Regions from separate parts of the Homo sapiens genome. Here region 1 is linked to region 2. A link is a contact called in ENCODE Hi-C or POLR2A ChIA-PET data. All regions are on one chromosome and are shown on one strand. The core of a region is the stretch at or near the end of the contact, and the rest is flanking DNA. Distances in the headings are between cores, read along the strand shown. Region 1 overlaps LOC100130691 (Putative uncharacterized protein FLJ44553). Region 2 has its middle 25 kb from the start of MIR4444-1.

The links. A loop is a pair of places that touch in the nucleus more often than their neighbours do. ChIA-PET counts read pairs that join two places held with the same protein, here RNA polymerase II (POLR2A). Pooled maps may share reads with other maps.
Region 1: a map of body of pancreas shows a loop between it and region 2 (1.9-fold over the local background). The contact joins two enhancer-like sites. A Hi-C loop is called at or near these places in 1 of 168 maps with a recorded cell type or tissue (body of pancreas) and 6 of 50 pooled maps. POLR2A ChIA-PET finds 5 or more read pairs at or near these places in 6 of 52 experiments (CD4-positive, alpha-beta T cell, GM12878, T-cell and 2 more).

What each region holds. Positions count from the first base shown.
Region 1 is chr2:177,294,238-177,297,902 of GRCh38, forward strand. The region is part of intron 8 of LOC100130691 (Putative uncharacterized protein FLJ44553); the gene reads right to left. Among named protein-coding and RNA genes, the nearest start is that of MIR6512, 18 kb to the right of the region's middle. Within about 2 kb of position 1,407, at least 4 of the 41 ENCODE cell types and tissues checked have a DNase peak (open chromatin) inside an H3K27ac peak, as active enhancers do.
Region 2 is chr2:177,186,242-177,190,015 of GRCh38, forward strand. No RefSeq gene overlaps it. Among named protein-coding and RNA genes, the nearest start is that of MIR4444-1, 25 kb to the right of the region's middle. RefSeq lists an enhancer at 785-1,984. Within about 2 kb of position 1,515, at least 2 of the 41 ENCODE cell types and tissues checked have a DNase peak (open chromatin) inside an H3K27ac peak, as active enhancers do.

The sequences.
Region 1 (3,665 bases), core at 157-2,656, 110 kb after region 2:
ATGAAACAGATTCTCCTTTGGAGACCTCAGAAAAAACCAATCCCGCCAATCCCTTAGTCTTGGACTTCTAGCTTCCAGAACTGTGAGAGTATACATTTCTGTTGTTTGAAGCTGCCTGGTGGTACATTTTTATGGCAGCCTAGGAAGGGCTGCAAAAGGCTGGACAGCCATTTCTGAGCCTGGGCTCCATGGGGAGATATTTAGCAAAGGCTTTGACCAGCATGCTGGTTTCATCATCCCTGGCCCATGAGCCAGTCTTGCCATTCCCAACTCTGAATAGGACACCATCTAATTTCCCTGCTCCTGGACCTAGGCTGTCAAGGTAATAGCAAAACTAGATGAATTGATTATGTTGCAAAGTCATTGTCTCCAATCATAACTTGCCCCTTTCTGAGCCTGAGCAATCTTTCATCACATTGAATAAGTATCATAGAGATTCTCAACTAGTGGGGAGAGAAGGGCTCATGGTTTGAAATAAAAACTTTGCCTCATTGCTTTACTTCATTTAAAATTTATTTCGAATTTCTAAAAACATCAGAGGAGGATAGGTAATTTTTCTTTTTTGCAGAGTAGTGTAAAGGTGGATCCATATTCCCCTTTGCTTGAAATTAGCACAAATGTGCATAGGTGGTGGAGTTGTGGTACAAATGAATAAAGCAGCCTGCCTTTCTAACCACCACTATACAAGACACTCTTATGGTTTACTAGATTGGAAGCTCCTGAATGACAAAAACCCTTCTATGTTCCCTCTGTGCATCTTCCCAACTCCCTAATGCCATTCATCGCACTTTAAAGACATTCAGTAAAAAGAGGCACAGACGGCCAGGCGCGGTGGCTCACGTCTGTAATCCTAGCACTTTGGGAGGCCAAGGCGGGCGGATCATGAGGTCAGGAGATCGAGACTATCCTGGCTAACATGGTGAAACCCCGTCTCTACTAAAAATACAAAAAATTAGCCAGGCATGGTGGCGGGCGCCTGCAGTCCCAGCTACTCGGGAGGCCGAGGCAGGAGAATGGCGTGAACCCAGGAGGCGGAGCTTGCAGTGAGCCGAGATTGCGCCACTTCACTCCAGCCTGGGCGATACAGCAAGACTCCGTCTCAAAAAAAAAAAAAAAAAAAAAAAAAAGGCAGACTTGGGCAGAGTTTCCTATTCTCTCAGCAGTAGGTGGATAAATTAGTGAATTAGTGACTATTATATGGTGTTTGATGCAAATACTGCAGTTTAATTTCCTCACTGCTCCCTTTCCCCTCTTTTTCTCTTTTGTCCCTTTTTTGCCCTCATCTTGTAGAGAAGGAAGGGCACAGGGGCCTCTTTCTACACTAAGGAAATCTCAGAGGAGTTATCCCAGGTCCATAGAGACTTCCTGAGTAGCATTCAAGCTGCAGTTCTCTTCAGCTGGCAACTGTTCTACAGTTTGCAACCTCAGGTCATTCCAAAGAACGAACCTCTTGAAATAAACACAGAGGAATGGGGCCTTTTATTATCTCCAGATGGGATTATGCGGACTTGGAAGCTGTTGAAATAATTCTTCTGTGCCTGAATCAAACTTTTGTTATCTTCCAAAAGGAAAGAAAGAGAGGAGTGGTAAATTGTGTTAACTGAAAGCCAACTCGGGTTAAATTCTGCTGATAGGTCCCCTTCCCCCACTAAAACCCAGGTTTTTAAATTTGCTTTTTATTTATTTTTGCATCCCTTTTTCCCTTTTACAATAAGATATTAAGCTGGGTTGGAATGCACACACATACACACAAACACAAAAGGACAAAATTGTAAAACCGTTGTTTTTGTGTTATCCAAGATTTAGATGTTGTTTTTTTAAAACGGGGATGAAATCTGAAAGTGGAAATACATGTTTTTTAGGGTATTACTAGAAAAGAAAGTATGATAAAGCGTGTCTGTAATACTTTTATTTTTACTCTGGTGGTAGTGGCGAGCTGAGAAGTTTCTACATACATGGAGTCCAGTAAACATCTATTGAACAAACACCATCAATATGTACAATTTTGGGCTATATAATTTTAAAATTGATGGTGCCACCTATTGGTGATGACATAAAGTGTAAAATGATCACTTACATAGTAAGTTATTTCATGTTTTCCAATCATGTTACTTATTCCCACAGAGATTCTGTGAGGAGCTGGAAGGCAAGCTTGGTTCATGCAGACATGAGGCACTAATGTTTTCAACTGGGTTGCTCTCCACTGGATGCCTATTAAATGCTCAGCACTTTGGAGTATACCAGAGAAGTAAAGACATGGCCCCTGCCTTCAAGGAGCATTTTATCCAGTTGGTAAGAGACCTACCTACCAATATAACAAAATAATAAATAGCCTTGGGAGGATGAGGCCGGGAGGATCCATTGAGGCCAGGAGTTGAAGGCTGCAGTGCACTATGATCGCGCCCTATGCATAGACACTCCAACCTGGGCAACATAATAAGACCTTGTCTCTATAAAATAAAGAAATAAAACAAAATAATAAATAGCTTGACATTAAAATGTATAATGCTCCTTCTATATATATATGGCTATATTTTATATAGTATATGGTAATCATACTTTCTAAATCCTCAGCGCAGTGTCAGGACTCAGGACATGTTACTCCAAAGTATGGCACCTCACTTGGCTGAGTACTTTACTTATTTATTTACTTATTTTACTTATTTTTTTTTATTTATTGAGAGGGAATCTCACTCTGTCGCCCAGGCTGGAGTGCAATAGTGCGATCTCGGCTCACTGCAACCTCTGCCTCCTGAGTTCAAGCGATTCTCCTGCCTCAGCCTCCCAAGTAGCTGAGATCACAGGTACCCGCCTCCATGCCTGGCTAATTTTTGTGTTTTAGTAGACAGGGTTTCACCATATTGGTCAGGCTGATTTCAAACTCCTGACCTCAAGTGATCTTCCCGCCTCAGCCTCTCAAAGTAGTGAGATTACAGGTGTGAGATACCATGATCGGCCCTTGGCTGAGTACTTTAAACTGAAGGACTCTGGAAGGACCTCGGAATAAAGTGTTCTCTGACCCTCTTCTGCTCTCCTGTCTCTTGTCTCTTTTTCTTCTCTAAAACAAGGATAGAAATCAGAATTCCTCTATGCCAAGACAGGTCCTAGACACTAGGACCACTCTTCTGCAAAGCAAGCCATAAAACCTCTGGGTCATTCTTTCCCTTTTATCCTGGAGACTCTCATTCCAGAGGGGTCCTACCCATACTCAGGAGGAAGGAATGCTACATAAAGAGACCCAGAAGAACCTAAACAGAAAGGCAGGCCTTGCTGGGTTTCCTCCTCAGTCTATTACAGTAAGATCATACTCTCTTGTCCAGTCACATTTCTACATGGCTGTCCATTCTTCATCGAGCCTCAGCATAAAAACACAGTTTTCCTTGCATCTTTGGGTATTCATTTCTTTTTTTTGGGGGAGGGGGGCTATTCATTTCTAAAGGCTCCCATTTCATGTAAAACTTTGGTTAAATAAATTTGTTATGCTTTTCTCTTGTTAATCTGTCTTTTGTTATAGGAGTGTCAACTGTAACGCTTATGATGGATGAAGAAAGGTACTACACCTTTCTGCTCCTATAGCAGGAAAAAGTCTGTTTTGCTCACGACTTACTCTAGGCCTAGTACACCACAGTTCCTGGCACTCAGTAGGCAATTGATAGAATAGTTGA
Region 2 (3,774 bases), core at 265-2,764:
ACGAGAGGTGAAAGGCATGTCTCACATGGCAGCAGATAAGAGAGCTTGTGCAGGGAAGCTTCCCTTTTTAAAACCATCAGATCTCGTGAGACTTATTCACTATCATGAGAACAGCAGGGGAAAAACCTGCCCCCATGATTCAATTACCTCGCACAGGGTCTCTCCCACAAGTGGGAATTCAAGATGAGATTTGGGTGGGGACACAGCCAAACCAAATCACAGACCAACAAAACTTCACAGATTATATACTGGAACATTGTTGCTGTTTTAAGAAAATGATCAGATTGTGGCTGGGAGCCGTGGCTCATGCCTGTAATCCCAGCACTTTGGGAAGCCTAGGCAGGTGGATCACCTGAGGTCAGGTGTTTGAAATCAGCCTGACCAACATGGTGAAACCCCATCTCTACTAAAAATACAAAAAATTAGTGGGGCCTGGTGGCATGTGCCTGTAATCTCAGCTACTTGGGAGGCTGAGGCAGGAGAATCACTTGAAACCAGGAGGCTGAGGTTGCAATGAGCTGAGATTGTGCCACGGCACTGCAGCCTGGGTGACAGAGTAAGACTCTGTCTGAAAAAAAAAAAAAAGAAAGAAAAAGAAAGTGATCAGATTATGAATCTTCTTTATATCATATAGATTAACCTAGGTTCTATAAATGAGATTTAGAGGATCTGCAGCCCTGTGGGATGCCGTTACGAAGAATCCAGAAATAGTGAGTCCATCACAAGTACCATACGCAATTTCATTTCCACATCTTCACTTGGACTTGAAACTCACCAGGAGCACCTTTCTGTTTCCCCTCTACCAATTCAGGTATTATTCATCCTTTAAAACTCCCTTTGAAAGTTTCATCTCCATCATGAAGTCTTCCTAGATACTTGAGACCTTCATTTATTTCCCCATTTCTCTGCAGCACAGCACTTTAATGTAAACCATGCAAGTCATTACTTATATGTGGTCTCCCTCTAATAACTATATTATGAGGACAGGGGACAGAGAAAATGTCATAACCCCTTTTAGTGTTTTCAAGGCTTTGCATATTGCTGCACCTATACTTGATTAATTATGATATACGGGAGAGTCTTAGGAGTCAAAGGGAAAAGAAATGAAATTTATATCCAAGCACTATAGTGCCTCCAAAATAATATTGAAACAATTATTATTATACATGCCACTTGAAGATACTGATTTAAAAATAGGTCTTTATCAGTTATTCCTAAGGCTACTTGAGTTTGTACCTTACAGTCTCAGAATTTTATCTTTCTCAATTCATATAGTGAGCCTTTTTGCCCAGTTTACTAGAAAACAAATTCTGAGGGAGATTGGGTGCTACTGCTTTATTTGTTTAGGGGTAAGCCTGGGAATGTGAGAGTGAGAAAAAGGGAGATGTGGCAGGAAAGGATGGGAAGCAATGCATGGGTAGGCTACATGAAAAAACTGTTAAGGAGAAGGCAGTCAGGCAACGAGGAGGAAGTGGGGTAATTGATCTGTCACACTCCCAGCATCTCCTATTTCTACAGGCCAAAGTTCATCCCGAGTGTGGTTAACACCCAGCTTTCTGCATTGCATCATCCGGATCCCTCAGCAGTCATTTGGGAAGCCAGATACCATGCTCTCTAGTGTGGTGTTTCATCCAAGTCTCAAGTGATGAAAGGAGACAGAAACTCGAAATGCCTGACTGGCATGGCAGCAGCCAAGAAGGGCCAACATCCTGGATAAGCAACTGGTCAGCCCCTCACAGCAAAACCATGCAGGTCCCAAAGTGGTCAGATAGCTGAGCGCATGGCTGAGACAGCAGCTAGTCCTGTGAGGGCAGAGGGAATCTCAGGAAATGTAGACGATGTCTCTGATAAATATATGCCTGTCATAAAGTTTGGAGAACAGAAAGGCCATCTCTCATTTTCTCTGAGGAGAGTGCTTTCCTTGAATTCTCAAAAGCAGTGTGATACGTTAATTATAGTAATCAAATGGAACACCCCAACTTTCATTCTGTGTGCGTATAACAAGAATCTTTGCTCCCTAAAATGGAATTAGATTATAGTATGTCTGAGATAGAGAGACATTCAGTCTGTCCATCTATCTCATATAAGGGTAACAGTTGGAAATAGATTTTCTAAATTCTATGTAAGACACGATATATAAATAACCTATGGTTTAAATAAAAATTTATTCTATGGCAATCATATAAATTTACCAGAAGATTCAAATATGCAGCTTCCACAAGGAAGTAGGCTAGTGGCAAATTGATCCTTACATGAACCCTAAAAAAGAACAACACATTTCAGTTTCTCTATGCAGTGACAACTTTCTATTCTAGGCCTAGCCCCTTGTGGGGCCCACTCCAGTTCCATCCAGGGAAACAGGTAATATTTACAGGACCTGGGGCATAAGTACAAAAGGAAGCCACTGCCTACAGGCTGGCTCCACCTTCTCTTTTGACCTCCTGCTCACCCACACACCAGAAGGGGCCTCTCAAATATTTGTGAGGACACTCCTGCACATCCATCTAAGGGGTGTGCACATAATGGGAGGGGTGCACCTTAGGGAGGACAGATATTGGAAAGGGATACTGAAGGTTCTGATGCATGTTCCACACTGGGCAAAGAATTCGGGAGTCCCAAAAAGCCACAACAATGTCTACAAGGGGATTATCCTAATAAAAATCACAGAATTGCATATCTTGCTGTAGGCAGTTGAGGGCAATGGACTGACTATACTCTGTTTAGGCCTAGAGGCCTTTCCATGAGTTTCTAGGGACATTGTCAATATTGCTTGTTGATTACTGATGACATACTGATGTTTGGAAGTGAGTGGCTGCATATATCTCTTATGAGAGATCAAAGGTTTTGTTTGTTGTAGAGCAATTTTTGTTATTCTATCAGGTAATCTTGCCAAGGAATTGATTATTGACATTCAATAGCTTATACTGCAGTGCTTATTTTGAGCAGAGAAAAGATAAAATCGAATGGTGTAAAGATGTTAGAAATTGGCCAAGCACTGTGACTCATGCCTATAATTCCAGCACTTTGGGAGGCTGAGGCGGGTAGATCATGAGGTCAGGAGTTCGAGACCAGCCTGGCCAAGATGGTGAAACCCTGTCACTAACAAAAATACAAAAATTAGCCAGGCGTGGTGGTGGGCGCCTGTGATCCCAGCTACTTGGGAGGCTGAGGCAGAGAACTGCTTGAACTTGGGAGGTGGAGGTGGCAGTGAGCCGAGATTGCACCACTGTACTCCAGCCTGGGTGACAGAGTGGGACTCTGTCTCAAAAAAAAAAAAAAGATGTTACGAATTGTACAGTGAGAGATAACTAGGTAATCATTATGGCTTCACCTTAAATTGTGTATTGCAAGATACCTGCTTAGCTTTTCTTGTGGAGGGACAGGTAGGATCTGAGGATTTAGCCAATCTCCCAATCTAATTTCTGAGGAGAGCCCTTGGAAATAACGTAATGTATTCTTCTGACATCATGACATGATATCATATATTATTTTGATTACAACTGATGCTGTTTTGCTCTTCAGTCTGATAGATTTATTGTATCTTGTGAGAAAGTAGCTAGTGGCTTATTTTATACTCCTTAACTCACACATCTAATTAGATGAACAAAACACAATTAATATCTAAATTTCACACCTTTTTTTTTTTTTTTTTTTGAGACGGAGTTTCACTCTTCTTGCCCAGGCTGGAGTGCAATGGTGTGATCTTGGCTCACCGCAACCTCTGCCTCCTGGGTTCACGTGATTCTCCTGCCTCAGCCTCCTGAGTAACTGGGA